Linked DNA regions of Homo sapiens: regions 1, 3, 4, 5 and 6 are each linked to region 2. The links are chromatin contacts, found by Hi-C or POLR2A ChIA-PET in ENCODE. All regions are on one chromosome and are shown on one strand. Each heading gives the region's core, a stretch centred on a gene start or an enhancer-like site at or near the end of the contact. The rest is flanking DNA. Distances are from core to core; before and after follow the strand shown. Region 1 has its middle 7.7 kb from the start of PPP1R35-AS1. Region 2 holds the start of SLC12A9-AS1 (SLC12A9 antisense RNA 1). Region 3 holds the start of ZNHIT1 (zinc finger HIT-type containing 1). Region 4 holds the start of AP1S1 (adaptor related protein complex 1 subunit sigma 1). Region 5 holds the start of FIS1 (fission, mitochondrial 1). Region 6 holds the start of SERPINE1 (serpin family E member 1).

What was found. Hi-C counts contacts between places; a loop is a spot of excess contacts on that map. ChIA-PET counts read pairs that join two places held with the same protein, here RNA polymerase II (POLR2A). Pooled maps may share reads with other maps.
Region 1: POLR2A ChIA-PET joins it to region 2 with 17 read pairs in OCI-LY7. The contact joins the enhancer-like site here to the promoter of SLC12A9-AS1 in region 2. A Hi-C loop is called at or near these places in 2 of 168 maps with a recorded cell type or tissue (B cell and CD8-positive, alpha-beta T cell) and 11 of 50 pooled maps. POLR2A ChIA-PET finds 5 or more read pairs at or near these places in 6 of 52 experiments (B cell, HEK293T, OCI-LY7 and 3 more).
Region 3: a loop to region 2 is called in a pooled map, with 6 times the contacts of the local background. The contact joins the promoter of ZNHIT1 here to the promoter of SLC12A9-AS1 in region 2. A Hi-C loop is called at or near these places in 1 of 168 maps with a recorded cell type or tissue (dorsolateral prefrontal cortex) and 10 of 50 pooled maps. POLR2A ChIA-PET finds 5 or more read pairs at or near these places in 1 of 52 experiments (PC-9).
Region 4: a loop to region 2 is called in a pooled map, with 5 times the contacts of the local background. The contact joins the promoter of AP1S1 here to the promoter of SLC12A9-AS1 in region 2. A Hi-C loop is called at or near these places in 7 of 50 pooled maps. POLR2A ChIA-PET finds 5 or more read pairs at or near these places in 3 of 52 experiments (AG04450, Panc1 and activated T-cell).
Region 5: a loop to region 2 is called in a pooled map, with 14 times the contacts of the local background. The contact joins the promoter of FIS1 here to the promoter of SLC12A9-AS1 in region 2. A Hi-C loop is called at or near these places in 8 of 50 pooled maps. POLR2A ChIA-PET finds 5 or more read pairs at or near these places in 5 of 52 experiments (Caco-2, MCF 10A, PC-9 and 2 more).
Region 6: a loop to region 2 is called in a pooled map, with 2.4 times the contacts of the local background. The contact joins the promoter of SERPINE1 here to the promoter of SLC12A9-AS1 in region 2. A Hi-C loop is called at or near these places in 3 of 50 pooled maps. POLR2A ChIA-PET finds 5 or more read pairs at or near these places in 3 of 52 experiments (BJ, GM12878 and common myeloid progenitor, CD34-positive).

The regions. Positions count from the first base shown.
Region 1 is chr7:100,442,462-100,446,335 of GRCh38, forward strand. No RefSeq gene overlaps it. Among named protein-coding and RNA genes, the nearest start is that of PPP1R35-AS1, 7.7 kb to the left of the region's middle. RefSeq lists enhancers at 1,372-2,056, 2,057-2,741, 2,652-2,811 and a cis regulatory region at 1,857-2,710. Within about 2 kb of position 2,075, at least 16 of the 41 ENCODE cell types and tissues checked have a DNase peak (open chromatin) inside an H3K27ac peak, as active enhancers do; they include B cell and OCI-LY7, where a contact is called at or near this core.
Region 2 is chr7:100,850,401-100,854,204 of GRCh38, forward strand. SLC12A9-AS1 (SLC12A9 antisense RNA 1) reads right to left here and starts at 2,214. Exons shown (of 2, transcript NR_146550.1): 1 at 2,114-2,214. It overlaps SLC12A9 (solute carrier family 12 member 9), which reads left to right and starts at 2,313. Exons shown (of 14, transcript NM_020246.4): 1 at 2,313-2,435; 2 at 3,756-3,804. The coding sequence starts at 3,798. RefSeq lists enhancers at 1,530-1,729, 1,800-1,949 and a silencer at 2,240-2,549.
Region 3 is chr7:101,216,147-101,219,604 of GRCh38, forward strand. ZNHIT1 (zinc finger HIT-type containing 1) reads left to right here and starts at 2,019. Exons shown (of 5, transcript NM_006349.3): 1 at 2,019-2,071. The coding sequence starts at 2,050. It overlaps PLOD3 (procollagen-lysine,2-oxoglutarate 5-dioxygenase 3), which reads right to left and starts at 1,435. Exons shown (of 19, transcript NM_001084.5): 1 at 1,020-1,435; 2 at 549-640; 3 at 264-400; 4 at 17-180. The coding sequence starts at 1,128. RefSeq lists enhancers at 541-1,063, 1,612-1,731, 1,825-2,366 and silencers at 862-981, 1,042-1,091, 1,232-1,511.
Region 4 is chr7:101,152,104-101,155,725 of GRCh38, forward strand. AP1S1 (adaptor related protein complex 1 subunit sigma 1) reads left to right here and starts at 2,373. Exons shown (of 5, transcript NM_001283.5): 1 at 2,373-2,414. The coding sequence starts at 2,412. RefSeq lists a silencer at 2,115-2,354 and enhancers at 2,165-2,459, 2,779-3,279.
Region 5 is chr7:101,242,906-101,246,562 of GRCh38, forward strand. FIS1 (fission, mitochondrial 1) reads right to left here and starts at 2,176. Exons shown (of 5, transcript NM_016068.3): 1 at 2,055-2,176; 2 at 1,102-1,234. The coding sequence starts at 2,099. RefSeq lists enhancers at 1,820-1,869, 1,960-2,199.
Region 6 is chr7:101,125,564-101,129,341 of GRCh38, forward strand. SERPINE1 (serpin family E member 1) reads left to right here and starts at 1,541. Exons shown (of 9, transcript NM_000602.5): 1 at 1,541-1,681; 2 at 2,830-3,101. The coding sequence starts at 2,831. RefSeq lists enhancers at 417-1,196, 1,977-2,756, 2,757-3,536.

The DNA.
Region 1 (3,874 bases), core at 825-3,324, 410 kb before region 2:
CAGAGTCTCATTCAAAAGAATTTGTCCATAATCCAAGCTGGGTGTTGTGGCTCACGCCTATAATCCCAGCACTTTGGGAGGCCCAAGCAGATGGATCACTTGAGGTCAGGAGTTCAAGACCAGCCTGGCCAACATGCTGAAACCCCGTCTCTACTAAAAATATAAAAATTACCCGTATGTGGTAGCCCAGGCCTGTAATCCCAGTTACTTGGGAGGCTGAGGTGGGAGGATTGCTTGAACCCAGGAGGTGGAGGTTGCAGTGAGCCCAGATCATGCCACTGCACACCAGCCTGGGCAACAAAGCGAGCAAAGCGAGACTCCATTTCAAAAAAAAAAAAAAAAAATTTTAGCTGCGTGTGCTGGCACATGCCTGCAAATCCCAGCTACTCCGGAGGCTGAGGCATGAGAATCACTTGAACCTGGGAGGCAGAGGTTACAGTGAGCCGCCAGCAACTGTATCTCAAATAAATAAATAAATAAATAAGAATTTGTCTGGAATCTGGGTGAGGCAGAGGAAAATGAAAGAAACCAGAAAAGCAAAGATAAACAGATTTGCAGGGTGGGGTGGAGGATGGAGAATTCAATGGAGCTGAGCACAGCAAGGAGGAGAATGTTGGGCTGAAGGCCTGAGCTTGCTGGGGAGATGTCCTTGATGTCCACACTGGGCATAGAAGGTTGATTGATGCCAGTGGTTAGGGTCCCAAAGAGCCCAGGGACAGCTGGAGGTAGAAAGAAAGGGTGTGGAGGCACGGAAGATGGGCCCATAACCCAGGAAAAGGGAGCCACAGATAGGGGAAATGTATGCAGAAATCGCCACCCTCACTCTGGGAGGCAGGTCCCGACAGATCCCCTTAGCAGGGGACCAATGCCCAGGACCTTGGGGAGATGGTTGGGGACGGGGGAAGCAGCAGATGGTCTGTTACTCAATGAGCACACAGGAGATGTTGGGGGGTCTTGGGGTGGAGAGTGATTCCATGGAAGCCTCTGGATTGGACAAGGAGATGTTGGTGTGAGGTTTTTCCACAGTCCAAGAGAGGCGATTGGACAAGGAGATGTTGGTGTGAGGTTTTTCCACAGTCCAAGAGAGGCTGGTAGAAGAAAAGCAGGTTCTGCTATCAGGCCGGGTGCAGTGGCTCACACCTGTAATCTCAGCCCTTTGGGAGGCCCAGGTGGGAGCATCACATGAGGACAGGCATTCGAGAGCAGCCTGGGCAAGATGGTGAAACCCTGTCTCTACAATAAAAACACAAAAAAATTAGCCGGGTGTGGTGGTGTGCACCTGTAGTCCCAGCTACTCAGGAGGCTGAGACCGGAGGATCACTTGAGCCCAGGAGTTCAAGACCAGCCTGGGCTGGTCAAGACCCCATTTCTAAAAAAATTTAGCCAGGCATGGTGGTGTATGCCTGTAGTTCCAGCTACTTTGTTGGCTGAGGCAGGAGGGTCCCTTGAGCCCAGGAATTTGAGGCTGCGCTGAGCTATGATTGTGCCACTTCACTCCAGTCTGGGTGACAGAGCGAGACCCTGTCTCTAAAAATAAATAAATAAGCCAGGCGCAATGGCTCATGCTTGTAATCTCAGTACTTTGGAAGGCCAAGGCGGGAGGATCACTTGAGCCCAGAAGTTGGAGACCAGGCTGGGCAACATAGAAAGACCCCATCTCTACCAAAAATTTAAAAAATTATCTGGGTGTGATGGTGCACACTTATAGTCCCAGCTACTCAGGAGGCTGAGGTGGGAGGATCACTTGAGCCCAGGTCAAGGCTACAGTGAGTTATGATCACACCACGGCACTCCAGCCCGGGCAAAAAGCGAGACTGTCTCTAAACAAATAAATAAATAAAAAGCCATTTTTTTCACATATGAATGGACTCCTGGGAATGCAAGCTTGGAAATGGGGAGGCCGAAGCCCTTGCCTCTCTGCCTCCTCGCAGCCCTGGCCCGTCTCTCGTCTGTCTCCCTGGGTTTCAGTCCCAGCTCCAGTGCCTACTGACCATGTGACCTGGGGATCATTCCCTTTCCTCTGAGAGCCCCCCTCTTCCTCATCTGAACACTGAGGAAATGACTGGCCTCATATGGTTGCCAGAGCTCAGTTGGGGCCCTCAGAAGGTCGAGTCATTGTTTTTCAGGAGCTGATGAGATCATGGCACGTGTGCCATTGACCTCTGTCCTTCCTCCCTCCCCACCTTTGACTCAGCCTGTCCTCTCCTCCTCTGGACGACCTCTGGGACATCCTGCCCTTTTCCCGTGTTCATTGTTTCTGCAGCAGATGAGCAGGATGTCGGGGATGCTGGGAAATGAAAGGCCCCTGGTCTCTCTGCCGGTAGGCTCTGAGGCAGGGGGTTCAGACCCTCTCGCCTCGGGCTCCTGCTGGCTGGCCCCACACGTGCCCCCTCCAGCCCCAGCCCTGCTCAGTGGAGAAAACAGATAAGGCAGGAAATGTGGCCCCAGTTCTAGGAAGCTCAGAGTCCCAGGAGGCAGAAGACATGCCTCTCACCCGCTCACTGACACCTGCTATTTGCTGGGGCCTGGGAGTGGCATGGACAGCTCTGAGTGGGGCCAGCTTTCACCCTCCCAGGGTGCAGCATGAACTCTAACATCCAGGCCAGGCCAGGCTCCAGGAAAGAGGATGCAAAACTTCATGCAGCCTGTGCAGATTAAACACCAGCCCCAGCTCTGTGAAGGGTAGGTCAGCTCAGCCTGGAGGATGGGAAGGCTTCCTGGAGGAAGAAGCCCTTGAAGGAAGTAGGTGGAACAGAAACTTGCTGTTCTCCTCTCTGGGAGTCTGAGACTGCCCTTTCTTTTTTTTTGAGACAGAGTCTCACTGTGTCTCCCAGGCTAGAGTGCTGGAGTGCAGTGGCACAATCTCAGCTCACTGCAACCTCTGCTTCCCAGTTCAAGTGATTCTTCTGCCCCAGTCTCCCAAGTAGCTGGGACTATATAGGTGTACGCCACCACACCTAGTTAATTTATGTATTTTTATTAGAGACAGGGTTTCGCCAAGTTGGCCAGGCTGGTCTTGAACTCCTGACCTCAGGTGATCCGCCTGCCTCAGCCTCCCAAAATCCTGGGATTACAGGTGTGAGCCACCATGCCCAGACTGCCTGCCCCTTTCTGTCTCTGTCTCAGGCCAGTTCAGGTCTGAGCAGGGCAGTTTTGCTCAGCTTCACTGACCAGGTGAGTGTTGCTCACGATGCCCTCCAGACCCTTTGCCTTCCTCTAGATTTTTTTTTTTTCAAGTTTTATTTTTTTCTTGGAGACAGGGTCTCGCTCTGTCACCCAGGCTGGAGTGCAGTGGCACGATCATGGCTCACTGCAGCCTTGACCTCTGGGGATTAAGCGATCCTCCCACCTCAGCCTCCTGAGTAGCTTGGGACTACAGGCACATGCCACCACACCCAGGTAATTTTTTTTTTTTTTTTTTTTTTTTTGTAGAGGCAGGGTCTTGCCATGTTACCCGGGCTGGTCTCAAACTCCTGGGCTCAAGCAATCCTCTGACCTGGCCTTCCAAAATGCTGGGATTGCAGGCTGGGCCTGCCTTCCTCTAGAGGGCAATGGGTACCATAGCTCACACCTGTAATCCCAGCACTTAAGAGAGCCCAAGGAAGAAGGATCACTTGAGGCCAGGAGTTTGAAACCAGCCTGGGCAACATAGAGAGACTCTGTCTCTACAAAAATAAATAAATTAAATTAAATTTTAAAAAAGAGACTTAACCTCCCTGATGGGGCCCCACCAGCCTGGGTCATGACTCACCTCTGCTTCCCAGCAACCTCCTTCCTGATCCCCAAATCAGAATTCAGGAGGTCTAGGATGTAGTATGTGGCAATCTGTACAATTTCAGCAGTCACAGGAAACAAACACAGCTGAACCTCCCTG
Region 2 (3,804 bases), core at 964-3,463:
CCAGCTGATTTTAAAAAAAAATTAGAGACAGTGTCTTCTGTGTTGCCCAGGCTGGTCTTGAACTCCTGGCCTCAAATGACCCTTCTGCCTCAGCCTCCCAAAGTACTGGGATTACAGGTGCAAGCTACTACACCTTGCCACAGTCTTTTTTGTTGTTTGAGACAGGGTCTCACTCTGTCACCCAGGCTGGAGTGCACTGGCACTATCATAGCTCACTCAACCTCCTTGGCTCATGGGATCTTCCAGTTTCAGCCTCCTGAGTAGCTGAGACAACAGGCGTGCACCACCATGCCTGGTTAATTTTCTTTTCTTCTTCTTCTTCTTTTTTTTTTTTTTGAGATGGAGTTTTGCTCTTGTTGCCCAGGCTGGAGTGTAATGGCGAGATCTCAGCTCACCACAACCTCCGCCTCCCGTGTTCAAGCTATTCTCCTGCCTCAGCCTCCCAAGTAGCTGGGATTACAGGTGCGTGCCACCACGCCCAACTAATTTTTGTATTTTTAGTAGAGATGGGGTATCACCATGTTGGCCAGGATGGTCACAATCTCCTGACCTCGTGATCCACCCACCTCGGCCTCCCAAAGTGCTGGGATTACAGGCGTGAGCCACCGTGCCTGGCCCAATTTTTAAAAAAAATTTTGTAGAGATGAGGTCCCACTTTATTGCCCAGGCTGGTCTGGAGCTCTTGGGCTCAAGTGATCCTCCTGCCTCAGCCTTCCAAAGTCCTGAGATTACAGGCGTGACCCACTGCACCCAGCTCCTTGCCACCTTCTTGGTGCCAATCAAAATAGTCCTGAATAAAGTCTGACTTACTGTTTTAACAAGAGTCAGATTTTTTTCTTTAATAAGCGCAGTAGAAGAGGTGAACTGAAGAGGAGGGGCTGCAGTCATTGATGAAGACAAGGTCCAAGGCAAAACCACAGACTAACAAGGTAAGGTGGAGGTTGAGATTTATGGAAGCAGAGTTCAGTGACGGACAGGCCAGGGTATGCCAAGGGAGTGCTTATAACTAACTGACCCTGAAAAAGTTTTTTTTTTTTTTTTGAGACAGAGTCTCGTTCTGTTGCCCTGGCTGGAGTGCAGTGGTGCGATCTCAGCTCACTGCAACCTCTGCCTCCCAGGTTCAAGCGATCCTCCTGCCTCAGCCTCCTAAGTAGCTGGGACTGCAGGCGCATGCTTGAGTTCAGGAGTTCCAGAGAGGCCTGGGCAACATGGCGAAACCCGGTCTCTACAAAATATTTAAAAATTAGCCAGGCGTGGTGTGTGCCTGTGTAGTTCCAGGCACTGCGGAGGCTGAGGCAGGAGGATGCTTGAGCCGGAAATGCAGAGGTTGTAGTGACACGAGATCGCGCCACTGCACTCCAGCCTGTGTAATAGTTCCTGGATCAAAAAAAAAAAAAAAAAAAAAAGGAAATGTATCTGAAACTTTCCAAGCTCCAATTTCCTAATCTGAAAAATTGAAATAGCGGTACCTACCTCACAGAGTGGCTAATTTAATGCAGTGCTATTTGCAAGGGATAATTTATCAAACCTTTAGGCGTTGTTCTAAAGTGCCCATTAAATGCTCACTGAACTCACAGCCTTAGGAGGGAGGTTCGAGTTTATGCCCATTTTACATATGAGGACGCGTTGGCAGGTGGTACTGCTGTTCATGGGATCTGTAAAGAGTGAAGAAGGAGTCTCAGCTCTCAGTAGAGTTCATAGGCTCTAGGATTTCTGCTGGAAGTGAGAACACTGCAGGGAGGCAAGAAAGCGGGCATCAGACGGTGCAAAGCGACCCTGGGCCCAGATCGGCGGCCAATGGCTCCCTCCGGTGGCGGAAGCGAAGAGCGCAGCTGGATCGGGCGCGAAGGGAGGATCCCCGCAGCGGGTGAGGGGCGAGGCTGGGACCCGGTGGAGGTTCTAGGGTTTTGAGAGGTTGGAGGACTAGAACTCCAGAAGTCCCTGAACGAAGTGGGCCGGATTTCCCGTGACGCACCTGGCCCAGGTGTTGCAGCCCCGCCCACCTCCCTGCCGCTTTCCGCCATCCTCACACGCCCCCTTTAGTGGGGTGGCTGCTCACCGCACCTCGGAGCTCGGACTGGGGTCCGGCCCCTGCGGCGACGATTGTTTGTACCTAAGTGAAGGAGGCTCCGAGACCCGCGGCCCACGTCCTGCCGGAGACGCTTGTCTGCAGGGCTGCATTGCATCCCCGGGCGCACGTGGAGCTGGAGCAGCGCAGGCTGGGGAAGAGCAGAGAGGGTCGGGCTTCTCCGGGCGCGCCATGGGGCGGGGCCGAGGACGGGGACCAATAGCGCGCGCGTGCTGGTGGGGGTGGGGACAGGCTCCAGGCCTGGCATCCCGGTAGCCGCAGCTGTCTTTTCCGGCCCCCGTGCACTCTCCGCCCGAGCGGAGCCCCCCGGCTCGCGGGGATCGCCCCCGAGCGCTGCGTCCTGCGGGTGGGTGAGTGAGCGCCTCGCGGCCCCCGAGCTGTGGGGTGCACCTGGCCGGGGAGAAGGATATCTTGGCTCCCTTGCACCCCAACGGGCGCAAAGGGGCAGGAGCCCGGATTGGGGGAGGAGGAGGACCCGGGGACCTTGTGTCGCTCGGTGGGAGCCGGTCTGTGTTTCTGTTTCGCTAGGGTGTGTTTGGGTTGGTAGAGTTTGTGGGGAGGGGTGCCTCGTGTGGATGGGAGGAATCGGGGAGGCTAAGGCGAGGAGGAGGGGGTTTGAGATGGGTTGAGGGAGAGGATTGACGGAGGGTGGGGTTTTGAAAGAGTTGGAAGTTTCTTGTTACCTGTGGGTGCGGTGATTGCATTGGGGGGCTTGGTAGGGGCAGCTCAGGACACCGAAGGAGAGGATGGGGAAGGCTCTCCTGCCCGTAACTTACTTCCCTTTTGGGAGATTTGGTTCCTCTTGCATTGCTAGTTAAGGAAGGAGAGGCTGGAGAAGCCTGTGCCGTCAGAGAACCTTTGCCCCTTTCCAGAACCGGTGCCATCCCTAGTCTCAGGAACATAAGGGAAGGGGTGGCCCCCAGGAGCCGGGAGGGGCCTTGAAACCCCTGCTGACAGGTTTGGGGTACCACTTTTTTGTGGGGCAGTGGCTGGTACCATTTGCAGCCCACGGACTTTTTTGAGTTGCCGGTAAGCAGGGTGTGGGTGCGTTCCTGTTTCCTTGCGGTTGTCTCTTTTTTTTTTTTTATTGACACAGGGTCTCGCTCTGTCACCCAGGCTGGAGTGCAGTGGCATGATCTCGGCTCGCTGCAGCCCTACGCCTCCAGGACTCAAGCGATTCTCGTGTCTCAGCCTCCCAAGTAGCTGTGATTACAGGCATGCACCTTCACGCTTGGCTAATTTTTTTTTTTTTCTTGTGAGACGGAGTCTCACTCTGTCACCCAGGCTGGAGTGCAGTGGTGTGATGTCGGCTCACTGCAACCTCTGCCTCCTGGGTTCAAGGGATTCTCCTGCCTCAGCCTCCCAAGTAGCTGGGACTACAGGCATGAGCCACCATGCCCAGCTACTTTTTGTATTTTTAGTAGAGACGGGGTTTCACCATGTTGACCAGGGTGGTCTCGAACTCCTGACCTCAGGTGATCCACCTGCCTCGTCCTCCCAAAGTGCTGGGATTACAGGCATGAACCACCGAGCCTGGCCAATTTTTGTATTTTTAGTAGAGAGCAGCTCTGTCTTTTGGGGAGGCTTCAGGGTGTTTGATTAGTGGTCTTTGGGGGTGGGCGAGCTCTGTGGGGGAGCTTTTGATGCAACATAATCTCCTTTGCAGGTCACCTAACCCATTTGTGGCTTCCTCTACCTGTGCTCAGCCATGGCCA
Region 3 (3,458 bases), core at 769-3,268, 370 kb after region 2:
GCACTCTGCCACTCACCACCAGAATTGAGGAAGCGCTTCCCCGTGCCCACCTCAGGGTACTGCTCCGCCAGCCCCCACTCGGGCCAGCAGAAGCTCTCTGCAGAGAAGAGCAGGCGGCTGCCACTCTGGACGAACTTCTTCAGCAGCTCTGTGGGGCTGCCGGCCAGAATCACGTCGTAGCTGGGTGAGGAAGGGGAGGATGGGCAGGGGTCCACTGGGAACCTCAGCATCCTTACCCCGCTCCCTATCCCCAGCCCCGTTACCTATCCACAAACATGATGATCATATCCTCCCGGTCAGCGTATTTCTCCATTTCCTTCTTTAACCACCGGACCTTCTGTCCTCCACCAACTGTTCGAGCCACATCACCCCCTCGCCACTCCTCTCCCAGGCCCAGGGTCTGTGGAGAAGATTGCCCCGTGCCAGGCAAGGGGTGGGGAGTTGTGGGGGGAACTCCTGACCAGGCTTACCGTGGGGACCTGGGCATCCAGACTTCAGCCCACCCCTCCTGCTGGGACCCCCTCCCAGGGGCCTTTCCCTCTCCTCACCCGCACAGTGTAGTTGAAGAACTCCGCAGAGCGCAGGAAACGCAGGTACCCCTCGGTTTCAGCTGTGGCCACAGTGATCACCAGCAGCTTCTCTGTTACCAGAGGGAAATGGCACTTGAGATCCACCGCCCAGCTCCGGGCCTCACGTGCTTTGCTGTCCTCCCTCTCACTCGACTTCCCTCCCTTTCTTCCTTCCCATTCTTAAACTCTTCTCACCCAGGAACACTCTGACCCCAAGGAGGGCAGGGTGGGAGTGGTGCCCAGGAATTCCGAGTCCCTTTGCATAGGGAGGCTGGAAACCCCAGTTCAGGGTAGTGATGGGCGAGGGGCTTGGCGCGACTCAGCCTCAAGAGCACGCTGGGCGGGGGACGGGCCAGACACCTCCTCGAGCCTCCGACCCTCTCCGGGCCAGGCTGGCAGGCACGCCAGCCTCTGCCCCCTCGGCCGTGCCGGGCCTCCCCGGGATCTCACCTGGGTTGACCGGGTCTCGGCCCCGGGGCCGGTCGGAGGCTGAGGCCGCAGGGGGCAGCAGCAGCGGCAGCAGCAGCAGGAACCGGGGTCCAGGCCCCGAGGAGGTCATGGTGGGGAGCGGGCCCAGACAGCACCCAGGATCCTGGGATCTCCGCTACGCGCCTGGATCCCAGCTCCGGAGGGGAGCTCTGGAAAGGGGGCGCTCGGGCTGCTGTGCGGCCGCCGCGGGGAGCAGCTTGGCTGGGGCTACGCCCTGAAAAAAAGGCGTATCCGGAGGCTACAGAAAGCTCCAGATGCCGGCGCCACAGACAAGGCGAGGATTGTCCCGGGCGCACGGGAGGCGGGGGAGGGGCGGCGGCTCGGGCCGGCGGGCGGGAGACAGGGACTCTGGGCTGAGCCAGCCGCTTGACACATGTGGAAGCTGAAACCTGGACAGGGGAAGTGACCCCTGGCGGAGGGTCGGGCGGGACGCGGGGGCGGGTCCTGGCCGCAGCCCTGCCCAGAGAGTGCGGGCGGAAGACGGGGAGAGCGAGAGGCTGGCGGCGACAGGGAGGGAGGAAGCCTAGGAGTCCGCCGCGGGACGGAGGCCTGGGGGAACTGGGAGTTCAGCTTTCTGCAGAGGGCCACTAGGAACCTCGGATTGCCCACGGAAGCCAGCCACTTTCTTTGACAGTCCAGCCCACCTCCTCTTCTGCCCGGAGAAGCTCCAGGGGCTGCCTTTGTGATCACAGCATCTTCACAAGGACCAAAGGAAAATAAGATTTCTTGTAAGAACACCGTGACCACATCTTTAAAATGACCCATTTCGTGGCTCCCACAAGATTTACACCTCCACACTGAGGCCGGAAGTGGTTTTGCCCCTATAAAACATGGCGAAAAGCTTTCTTGTCTCCAAGGAAACGCCACGTAATGAGTCAAAGCTGTGGCGCACGCGCAGAAGTACAAGCTACCGGAAGTGATGGCGCCCCTACTAAAGCCTTGGGGTTAGTACGCGTGCGCAGCAGTTTCTTCCGACAGTTGTGTTGTGCCAATGGTGGAGAAGAAAACTTCGGGTATGTGAGCCCCCGCGGTTCGCCCCCTTCCCCTTCCCAAGTCAGTCCTAGAATTTTCTTACCTAGTCATTCCTCTTTTTTGGTCTCGCTCTTTCGCCTAGGCTGGAGTGCAGTGGCATAGTCATAGCTCACTGCAGCCTCGATTTCCTGGGATCAAACCATCCTCCCACCTCAGCCTCCGGAGTGGCTGGAACTGCAAGCATGAGGCCCCACGCCTGGTTAATTTTTAATTTGTTATGTGGTGACGGGCTCTCGCTATGTTGCCCAGGTTGGTCTCCAACTCTTGGCCTCAAAGCGATCCTCCTGCGTGGGCCTTCCAAAGTGCTGGGATTACAGGCGTGAGCTGCCGCGCCCGGCCCCAGCTATTCCTCGTAAATCCCTTCCTCAGCCCTCGGGTCCTGGCGTTGACCCTTCATTCACGTTTTATTGGTGCCTGCTCCAAGCCGGGCGCTGGGGATGAAGAGGAGAAAGACCCCTCTTATCCAAGCATTGGCTTTTTCTGGAAGGGGGGCAGAAACGCAGACCTAACACTGTATTTTACTGTGATTTGTGATTTGTGCTATGGCAGAGGGAAGCACAGCGCCTGGGAACAGGGAGACGTGGCATCTAGCCCAGGTTCTGGGAGGCAGGGGACTGTGAAAGCTTGAAGGAAAAATGAAAAAGCTTGAATTGAGTCTTGAAAGTCTAGTTAGGGTTTCTCTCAGTGGGAACCTCACGTGCAAAGGCAGTGAAGCAAGAAAAAGCAAGTCGCTTAGGAAGCCAAGTTCACAGTTTGGATCTTACAGAGTAATAAGAAAGGATCGAAGGCTGGGGAAAGGTTACATTTTGAAAGGCATTATACACACTGCCCAGGAGTTTGAACTCTGTAGGGAAACACTGGAGAGCCAGCAAAGACTTTTTTTTTTTAGACAGAGTCTTGCTCTGTCACCCAGGCTGGAATGCAGTGGTTCTATATAACTCACTGCAGCCTCAACCTCCCATGCTCAAGTGATTCTTCCACCTCAGCCACCTGAGTAGGTGGAACTACAGGTGGGTGCAGGCCACCATGCTGGGCTAGTTTTTATATTTTTTGTTGAGATGGGTGTCTCACTATGTTGCCCAGGCTGGTCTTGAACTCCTGAGCTCATGTGATCCTCCTGCCTCGGCCTTCCAAAATGCTAGGATTACAAGTATGAGCCACTGCGCTTGGCCCTTTTAGTTTTTCTTTCTTTCTTTTTTTTTCTTTTTGAGACGGAGTCTTGCTCTGTCCCCCAGGCTGGAGTGCAGTGGCGCAATCTCGGTTCACTGCAAGCTCTGCCTCCCGGGTTCACACCATTCTCTGGCCTCAGCTTCTGGAGTAGCTGGGACTACAGGCGCCCGCCACCACACCCAGCTTATCTTTTGTATT
Region 4 (3,622 bases), core at 1,123-3,622, 300 kb after region 2:
TTCTATCCAGACCTCTTTACTTTATCATTTGTGCTAGGGAAGCAGGAGCCTCAGAGAGCCAGCATAAAGCCATTTTAAGTTCAGCTCCATCTTGAAACTAACAAGGCACATTCCTTGTCAGTCACAACCCAAAGCTGTTTACAGTTGGGGAAACAGCTTAAAGATACCTGCAAGGACAGACTCCTCCAACTACAGAAAATCCAGATGCCCCAATACCCATAACAATATGTGCCTTTAAGATAATTATAGTTCTGGCTGGGTGTGGAGGCTAAGGCAGGATTGCTTTAGGCCAGGAGTTCGAGATCAGCCTGGCCAACATTGCAAAACCCCCTCTCTACTAAAGATACAAAAATTAGCTGGGTGTCGTAGCACATGCCTACAATCCCAGTAGTGAGACCCCATCTCTACAACAAAATATTTTTTTAATTAATTGGATGCACTGGTTCATGCCTGCAGTCACAGCTACTTGGGAGGCTGAGGTGAAAGGATGTAGCTGTAATCCAGCTATTAGGGATGCTGAGACACAAGAATGGCTTGAACCCAGGAGGTGGAGGTTGCAGTGAGCTGAGATCACGCCACTGCACTACAGCCTGGGCAACAGATCAAGACTCTGTCTCAAGAAAAAAAAAAAAGGAAGAAAGATAATTAAGTTTTGCTTTGATGTACTTACCTACTAGAATGTCAAGGATAGTTAAATTAACAGAATAATAAATTTTGTCATGCCATTGGCCCATCTGCACATTGACTCGGCTTAGTTTAGTCTCTACAAAAACAAGACCCCTATATAAGAAAAACTTAAAGGTCAGGGGCGGTGGCTCATACCTGTAATCCCAACACTTTGGGAGGCTGAGGAGTGTGGATACCTTGAGTCCAGGAGTCCCAGACCAGCTTGGGTAGCATGACAATACCCTGTGTCTACAAAACATACAACTATTAGCTGGCTGTGGTGGTGCATGCCTGTAGTCCTAGCTACTTGGGAGACTGAAGTGGGAGGATCGCTTGAGCTCAGGAGGTGGAGGCTGCAGTGAACTATGATCATGCTACTACACTCCAGCCTGGGCAACAGAGTAAGACCCTGTCTCAAAAAAAGAAGAAAAAAAAAAAGAAAGAAAGAAAAGAAAAACTTAAGACAGTGTGTTCCTCTGTTTGCTTTCTGAGGACGCCCTACTCCGTAAGGGTGTAGCTTTCAATAAACTCTCTCTTCTCATCGCACTCTACGACTTGCTTTGGGTTCCTTCCTGCATGAGATCCAAGAATTCTCTCTTGGGGTCTGGATCGGGACCCCTTTTTCCAGTAACATGTAGACACACACACACATTCAGTTTAAAAGCCCATATTACAACGTACATCCACCTCATCTTCACACTGAGATTTGGGTGACATCTGTCCCTTTTTGAGTTTTGACCCAAGTTAACCTTTTAAGACGCTCTTTATTTCTTCCCCTTTTGCCTCAGTTCACGTTCCTCCCCCTTCTCCTTACATGCCTTTTATAGCAGCCTCTCCTTTTCTCTTTTATTCTTTTTCTACACATTTCTCTTACTGTAAAATCAGAAGCCAGGCGCGGTGGCTCACGCCTGTAATCCCAGCAGTTTGGGAAACCGAGGCGGGAGGGTCTCTTGAACCCAAGAGTTCGAGACCAGCCTGGGCAACATAGTAAGACCCCCGTCTCTACTAAAAAAAAATTAAAAATTAGCTGGGCATGACGGTGTGCGTCTGTAGTCCCAGCTACTCAGGAGGCTGAGGCGGGAGGATCGCTTGAGGCCAGGAGTTCAAGGCTGCAGAGAGTCACGATCCCACCACTGCACTCCAACCTGGGTGACGCGGCCAGACCCTGTCTCTAAAAAGAAAAAAACTAGAGGGGTGTATCTATCACGCTTTCAATAGATATTCAGCTTGGGTTCTATACTTTTCTCATGACCCTTTGTCTTTCTGTTTTCCAGGTCACTCCTCCTCCCCTACACTTAATTCCCACCCTGCTCCCTTTTCACGGCCCACTCCCCTTCCAGGAGTCCTGCCTGCTGCTTCGAACTCCAATGATCGTCCCATTCACCTCTCACCCCTTTTCCCGCCTTTTTGCCCCACAAGGCTCCAAAGCGCGAGGACCTTATTGTCCTCCTCCCCCATCCTCCAACCAGCCCACAGGACAGCCGCGTTACCATGACGACCGGGCTCCTAGAAGCTGCAGTCAAGGACCTGGTTGCCATGGTTTCCGCTTCTCCGCCTCCAGCCCCGCCCGCGCTCCCCGCGGCGTCGGCGCCTGCGCAGTGCGTGGCGCGCCGGGAGTCAGAGCCTGGGCGGGACGGGGCGGGGCTTCGGGCGAGAGGGAGGGCAGCAGGAGAAAGGATAAGAAAGGGAGTGGGACTGGCGCCTACGGTGGCCGAAGTGGGACGCGCCGAGCCGGAGGCTGCAGGATGGTAGGCTGTGCGAAGAGGGAGGGGAGGGGGAAGCGAGGGGCGTGGGCTGCACCTGCGGGGGTCCTCGGGGGCCGCCCTCGGGGTGAACCGCCCTGTCTTCCCTCTGGTCCTCAGAGGCCTCCCTTGCCTCGGCGGGTGGGCGAGCCGGGCTCGGGAGGAAGAGGGGGAGGTGGCATTCGGGAGAGGGGCGGGGAGGGGGCGCATTTGCAGGGCGAGCGGGGGCTGACGAAGGGGCGGCGGGGCCGTCCCGAGCCGGGAGGGGCGCTCTGGTCTTGGCCCCTGGGGTCCCTCGATCCCCGCTGCAGGGAAGCCGCCCGAAGCAGAGGGTTGCGGGAGTCTCTTTGCTGAGGGAGGGAGCGGGGGTCACCAGTCACCGAGACCCCCTTCCCGGGCTGCACAGGCGGGAGCGGGGACCCGGGTGGGGAGAGGGGTGTGGGAGGGGAGTTTCCGGGTCGGAAAAGGGAGCGCCCTACTGCGTTCGTGGCCGTGCTTGCCTAGAGGCTGGGCCCAGGTAGGGAAGCGAAGTGGACTCGTGGTTTTTCTCCGAGGGACCCAGGCTTTGGGATCCCGGGCTCCGGGGCTCTCTGCCCCCCTTCCCATTCTCTTTCCGGAATCCAGGCCTTCCGTCTTCCTGCTTGCTCCCCACCCCCCTATTTGAGCGCCGCACGAGGCTCCCCAGCGCCCCTCTTTTCCCCTCCACCAAAAAAATCAGTTCTCCTGAATTCTGATTTTTCACTTACTAAGCTAGTACAGTGCCACACACCCAGGGATTCCAAGCCTGGGCATGTCCATGAATAGAAGAGCTACTGGGGTAAGGAGAAGACTCCAGGATGTGGCCCAGACCCCCCGGAACTGGGAAGCTGGGGTACACTGGGCAGTGAGGGTTCTGTCTTCCATCCCACTTGACCCAGCTTGCTGTCTGTTCTGCAGACATTCTTTTAGGGGAACCCCCTGGGTGGCGGGGCCCTAACTGAGGGAAATTGGTCACCTGGTGTCTGGGGAGGAGTGGGCGCTTAGCAGGAGGCACCCTAAAAGGAAGAAAAGTTAAAGAGAAATGTCGAAGACCAAATGCCTGGGTGCCTGCAGAGAGGAAGATAGGATTTGGGCATCTGCATACCCTGTGTGGTGTTGGAGATACATACTACAGAGGAGGATACCCCTGGGCATAGGCCTGGCACTGGAGGATGATATGTTTGGGAGATCATTAA
Region 5 (3,657 bases), core at 926-3,425, 390 kb after region 2:
TTGAACATGAACAGACCTTTTTTTCTTGCCATTATTCCCTAAACAATACAGTATACTATTTACACAGCATTTACATTGTATTTGGTATTATAAGTAATCTACAGATGATTTAAAGTATATGGGAGAAGGTGCACAGGTTACATGTAAATACCATGCGATTTTATATACGGGACTTGGGTGGCTATTGGTATCTGTGGGGGTGGGGTTCCTAGAACCAATCCCCCATGGCTACAGAGGGATGGCTGTACACTGACTGTGTGCTTATAAATGATTATTTGAACACAAGGAGCTACAGAGAAACTAAGTGGTTAAGTATTGTGGCCTCTGACAAATGATGACCCACCTAAAACCAATAGGAAATAGGGTTCCCATCCAAAAAGCACTATCTGGCTGGACGAGGTGGCTCACACCTGTAATCCCAACACTGTGGGAGGCCGAGGTGGGCAGATCACCTGAGGTCAGGAGTTAGAGACCAGCCTGACCAACATGGTGAAACCCTATCTCTACAAAAAATACAAAAATTAGCTGGGCGTGGTAGTGGGCACCTGTAATCCCAGCTACTCAGGATGTTGATGCAGGAGAATTGCTTGAACCGGGAGGTGGTGGTTGCAGTGAGCTGAGACAGCGCCACTGTACTCCAGCCTGGGGGACAGAGCAAGACTCCGTCTCAAACAAAAACAAAAAACAAAAAGCACTATCTGCTCACAATTTTGTAGGACAGTCCTCTGTACCTCTTCCATGCCACAAAAGATTCTCAATAGCTGCTAAGCAACACGGTGGTGGTGTTGGGGGGAAGGGCATGGGCCTAGGTCTCACAAAACAGGAGCTTCTAGTCCCAATTCAGCCATTAACTGATTAGTTGGGTGACCTCAAGTCACTTTCCCAGATCAAGACAGTCCTGGGGGAACTGACATGCTACACTCTGTCTGGCAAAACAATGGTGGGCGGTAAGTAGCCAAAAGTTCACTGGGAGACGTCAAGCTAAGTATAGCCCTTGGTGCAGTAAATCTACCGGAGACAACTCAGAGGTGCCTGGACTACGGGGCCCACATCGCAGAGCAGCCCAGATGGCAGCGGGAAAGGGAGAGTACAGCGCCTCACCCTCGAGCAGCACGATGCCTTTACGGATGTCATCATTGTACTTGCTCCGCACCAGGCACCAGGCGTACTCAAACTGCGTGCTCTTGGACACCGAGCCTGCTGCCTTCTCAGACTGAAATTTCTTTTCAAACTTCTGCCACAGGGGAGGAAAGGAATCATTTAGAAATGTAGGGCGTCAACCATTCTCTATCTGGACATGCCATCTCCCTGGCTCTGCCCCTTTCCCTCGCAGGTCTCGGTATCTGGCACCCCAGCTTCTGCTATCTCCATGCCCGGGACCCAGGCTTTCGGCTCCTCCGGGCCTGCGGGCCAGCTCTTGGGACAGAGGCCCCCGGTCTCCCCTCCCCGCGGCGGTACCGAGCGGAGATGCCACCTGGTGGCAGCTCCAGGCACCGCTCCCGGAGCAGCTGACCCCGGCGGCCGAACAGTAAACACGCTGTCAGAACTGCTCAACAGCCCACGCGGTCCTCATTTGAGGCTGCTGGCCCCATCCTGCCCCACCCTGCCGGGCCTGGACCTTTTATTGTCCAGGAATAGAAGTAGTGCCTACCTCCTAGAGCTACAAAGACTGAGATCTGGCATGCGATGCCTTAGCACCGTGCCGGACGCAGTAATAGGTGACACCTTATGATGGTCACTGTATTCCTCCACCGCTGGAGGAGCGCCCTGAGCTCACAGCTCCTGCATGATCCCAGATCCCGTCAGTCTAACCACGGTCGGGCTCCAGGCCCGTAGTCTGAGGTGTGGGGGGCTCAGGACACTACAACTCCCAGGAGCCTCTGCGGCATAGCAGGCCCTCCGGGCAGGAGCCAGGCGCTGTGGAGGCTGCCGGGAGCCGTAGTTCGGCTTCCCTCGGCCAAGCCGATGCCGGGAGGAGGGTTCGGCCCCTACCTGACTCTCCTCAGGACCCGCCCTCCGACCTTCCCTTTCCCTCTGTCCGGGCCAGGCCTCACCAGCAGGTCCTCCACAGACACCAGCTCGTTCAGCACGGCCTCCATGGCCACTGCCCCCGCGAGCCTCACACTACAGTCTACTGTGCCACAGTCTCCATGGCCCAGTGGCAGGGGCGGAGAACCACTTCCGGCGTCCGGCGGATGCTGGCACGACCTGGCGACGCCCCGCCCCTTCCTCTCAGTTCAGCAGCGCCGGCGGGGCGCTAGTGCGCAGGCTCGGCCGGTCCCTCCAGCCCGCAGACTGCGCGCAGGGAGACCTTCCCCAGGTTGGTCTTCCCAGGTGCCTCAGCCGGTGCCTTCCTCTGTGGAGGCTTCCCTAGGGAAACTGGAGGCCATGTCTTGGCGGTTAGCCCCCAGGATGAAAACAGCAAAAAGAGGGTGGGTAGCTGACCAGAGATCACAGTACATTAGGGTGCCAAGCTGACGCCCCTCAGAAATCTAGGACCTTGGAGGCCACGTGACTATTCATCGCCTGCAACAAAATCTTAACTAGAACCGGGAGCCCGGCGCGTAGCTCACGTCCGAAGCCCAACAACTTGGGAGGCCGCGGCGGGAAGATCGCTGGAGGCCAGGAGTTCAAGACCAGCCTGAGCAACATAGCGAGACCCTATCTCTACAAAATTTTTAAAAAAATCAACCGGCGTGGTGGCGTGCACCTGTACTCCCAGCTACTGGGGCGGCTGAGGCAGGAGGATCGCTTGAGTCCGGGAGTTCGAGGCTGCAGTGAGTTATCGCGCCACTGCACTCCAGCTTGAGCGACAGAGACCTTGTCTCAAAAAACCCACCAACAGCAGCAAACTAGTATCGGGGTTTCTTGGGCCTCTGCTGACTCTCACAATGCAAGAGCAGAGGCAACTGGATCTGTAAACCACACAGCCACACAGGGGTAGTCATAGGAGACACTATCAACGGGAAGTTTTTCAAAAAGCAACGGCCCCATTATTGGCAGAGAAGGTCCAATTTTCAATATTATTTACATAAACCATTTTGGGAGTGCACCCCAGGCGGGAAACCTGCCACATGGGGTCACGGGCAATGGGGAGCTTAGCAGTGAGGAGCTATCAGAGCATGGGAAGGAGAAAGGTGTGGACACCTCTGGCTTCAGTTTCTGTGCAGTGAGGGGACTGGGTAAGTAGCAACTTTCAAATTCTTTTCCCCTTGAGTCACATTGGAGTGTAAGTTCCTTGAGGGCAGAGACTTACCTTGCTTATCCAGCATCTAGCACAGGGCTTGGCAGAGAGTGAGGGCTCAATAAATATTTGTTGAATAAACACGGAAAAAGCAAATTAATTGTAAACAAGGCACTGCACATGCAGGGGATAATCATCCAGACACCTTCCGCGTTTGCAAAGCCCCTTTAATTTTTATTATTTTTTAGAGACAGGGTCTCATTCTGTGGCCCAGGCTGGAGTGCATGCAGCGGCACAATCAGAGCTTACTGCAGCCTTGACCTCCTGAGCTCCTGTAATCCTCCTGCCTTAGTCTCCCAAGAAGCTGGGACTACAGGTGTGCACCACCACACCCAGGTTGTTTTTTGTTTTTTGTTTTTTTTTTCCGAGACAGTTTCTCGCTCTGTCACCCAGGCTGGAGCGCAGTGGCACAA
Region 6 (3,778 bases), core at 291-2,790, 270 kb after region 2:
CAGAGGTACCCAACCTCTGGGCCAGGGGCCCGTACTGGTCCATAGCCTGTTAGGAACCAGGCTGCATAACAGGAGGTGAGTGGCAGGTGAGTGAAATTTCATCTGTAGTTACAGCCACTCCTCATCACTCGCATTACCACCAGAGCTCCACTCCCTGTCAGATCAGCGGCGGCATTAGATTCTCATAGGAGCTCGAACCCTATTCTAAACTGTTCATGTGAGGGATCTAGGTTGCAAGCTCCCTATGAGAATCTAATGCCTGATGATCTGTCACGGTCTCCCATCACCCCTAGATGGGACCATCTAGTTGCAGGAAAACAAGCTCAGGGCTCCCACTGATTCTACACGATGGTGAATTGTGGAATTATTTCATTATATATATTACAATGTAATAATAATAGAAATAAAGCACACAATAAATGTAATGTGCTTGAATCATCCCGAAACCATCCCACCCTGGTCTGTGAAAAAATTGTCTTCCATGAAACCAGTCCCTGGTGCCAAAAACGTTGAGGACCACTGCTCCACAGAATCTATCGGTCACTCTTCCTCCCCTCACCCCCTTGCCCTAAAAGCACACCCTGCAAACCTGCCATGAATTGACACTCTGTTTCTATCCCTTTTCCCCTTGTGTCTGTGTCTGGAGGAAGAGGATAAAGGACAAGCTGCCCCAAGTCCTAGCGGGCAGCTCGAAGAAGTGAAACTTACACGTTGGTCTCCTGTTTCCTTACCAAGCTTTTACCATGGTAACCCCTGGTCCCGTTCAGCCACCACCACCCCACCCAGCACACCTCCAACCTCAGCCAGACAAGGTTGTTGACACAAGAGAGCCCTCAGGGGCACAGAGAGAGTCTGGACACGTGGGGAGTCAGCCGTGTATCATCGGAGGCGGCCGGGCACATGGCAGGGATGAGGGAAAGACCAAGAGTCCTCTGTTGGGCCCAAGTCCTAGACAGACAAAACCTAGACAATCACGTGGCTGGCTGCATGCCCTGTGGCTGTTGGGCTGGGCCCAGGAGGAGGGAGGGGCGCTCTTTCCTGGAGGTGGTCCAGAGCACCGGGTGGACAGCCCTGGGGGAAAACTTCCACGTTTTGATGGAGGTTATCTTTGATAACTCCACAGTGACCTGGTTCGCCAAAGGAAAAGCAGGCAACGTGAGCTGTTTTTTTTTTCTCCAAGCTGAACACTAGGGGTCCTAGGCTTTTTGGGTCACCCGGCATGGCAGACAGTCAACCTGGCAGGACATCCGGGAGAGACAGACACAGGCAGAGGGCAGAAAGGTCAAGGGAGGTTCTCAGGCCAAGGCTATTGGGGTTTGCTCAATTGTTCCTGAATGCTCTTACACACGTACACACACAGAGCAGCACACACACACACACACACATGCCTCAGCAAGTCCCAGAGAGGGAGGTGTCGAGGGGGACCCGCTGGCTGTTCAGACGGACTCCCAGAGCCAGTGAGTGGGTGGGGCTGGAACATGAGTTCATCTATTTCCTGCCCACATCTGGTATAAAAGGAGGCAGTGGCCCACAGAGGAGCACAGCTGTGTTTGGCTGCAGGGCCAAGAGCGCTGTCAAGAAGACCCACACGCCCCCCTCCAGCAGCTGAATTCCTGCAGCTCAGCAGCCGCCGCCAGAGCAGGACGAACCGCCAATCGCAAGGCACCTCTGAGAACTTCAGGTAGGAGAAAAGCAAACTCCCTCCAACCTCTTACTTCGGGCTTAAGGCAGAGAACTCGCCTCCCCAGAATCTCCTCCCTCCATGATCCCCCGCTATTCCTCTATTTTCTTTTCCTCGGACCTGCAGCCTTGGGTCGACCCTGCCCTAGGGGTGACTGCAGGAGAGCAGGGAGGATGGTCAGGCGTCACCAACAACCCCATCACCCAGTAACAAGAACCTTGACTCTCTCAGTCCCTCTGCATCAAGACACTTACCCATTTCCCACCTCATGCCTGCTAACTTGAATGAAACAATCGCTGGGAAAGCATTAAGAGAATTAAGGCTGGGCACTGTGGCTCATGCCTGTAATCCCAGCACTTTGTGAGGCTGAGGCAGGCAGATAACTTGAGCCCAGGAGTTTGAGACCAGCCTGGGCAACATGGCAAAACCCTGCTCTCCCAAAAAAATACAAAAATTAGCTGGGCGTGCTGGTGTGCCTGTATTCCCAGCTACTTGGGAGGCTGAGGTGGGAGGATTGCTTCAGCTGGGGAGGCGGAGGCTGCAGGGAGCCAAGACTGAGCCATTGCACCCAGCCTGGGTGACAGAGCAAGACCCTGTCTCTAAAAATGAATGAAAGGAAGGAAGAAAGAGAGAGAAAGAGAGAGAGGAAAGAAGGAAGGAAGTAAAGAAGAAAGAAAGAAAGAAAGAGGAAAGAGGAAGAAAGAAAGAAAAGAAAGAAAAGAAAAGAAAGCAAATTTAAAGCTTATGCAAATCAAAGATGTTGTGATAATTGATAATTGAGTCTGGGCTAAATTCCCCCTGGGCTGCAAAGGCAGAGAGTGGTAATGACTTCTCACCTGCTTTTCTTCTAAGGCTTTTTTACGGGACACAGAGGGAAGGGAGATGGACTGGATTCCAAGATTCCCACAGGGCAAGATGGGCGAAGACTCCCTGCCACTGCCCGGGGATAAGTCAGTCTGAGTGAGACGGAGTGGGATGGGCTTAGAACCTGAACATGTCATGGTCTCTTCCTGCACCTTGCCCTAGTGTTCACTTACCACCTGCTTGCAGGAAACAAGAAGAGCAGGGCCCACAGCTGGCCAGCTCCCCTCCCCTCCCGCCTGTCTTCCAGAACGATTCCTTCACCAGCCCTCTTTCCATTGCTCTAGGATGCAGATGTCTCCAGCCCTCACCTGCCTAGTCCTGGGCCTGGCCCTTGTCTTTGGTGAAGGGTCTGCTGTGCACCATCCCCCATCCTACGTGGCCCACCTGGCCTCAGACTTCGGGGTGAGGGTGTTTCAGCAGGTGGCGCAGGCCTCCAAGGACCGCAACGTGGTTTTCTCACCCTATGGGGTGGCCTCGGTGTTGGCCATGCTCCAGCTGACAACAGGAGGAGAAACCCAGCAGCAGATTCAAGCAGCTATGGGATTCAAGATTGATGGTGAGCCACGGGACACCAGGGGAGGTGGGTGGCATGCAGAACAGACCTACCAGAAGCCAAGGAAAGGCTGGCTCTGGCTTAGCCGAGCCAAGCCCCATACAGCTGTGCTGCAGGGGCCACCCCATCTTCTTCCCACTACACTCCAAGTCACTGGACCCTTGAATCTCCAAGGGTGTCTGACCAGTAGATTTACCGCTTATTCACCACCGTGTGATCTTAACCTCGTTAAGTTTGCCCATCTACAAAATGAGGATTATTTGCTGTCCTAAAGAATTCATGAGCCGGGCGCGGTGGCTCAAACGCCTGTAATCCCAGCACTTTGGGAGGCCAAGGCGGGCGGATCATGAGGTCAGGAGATCAAGACCATCCTGGCTAACACAGTGAAACTCCATCTCTACTAAAAATACAAAAAAAATTAGCCAGGCGTGGTGGCAGGCGCCTGTAGTCCCAGCTACTCGGGAGGCTGAGGCAGGAGAATGGCATGAACCCAGGAGGCAGAGCTTGCAGTGAGCTGAGATCGTGCCACTGCACTCCAGCCTGGGCGACAGAGAGAGACTCCGTCTCAAAAAAAAAAAATAAAAGAATTCATGGAATTACACTTGTGAAATACTTAGCATAGCCATCACTATAGGAAAAAAATCTAAGGCCAGGCACAGTGCCTCATGCCTGTAATCTCA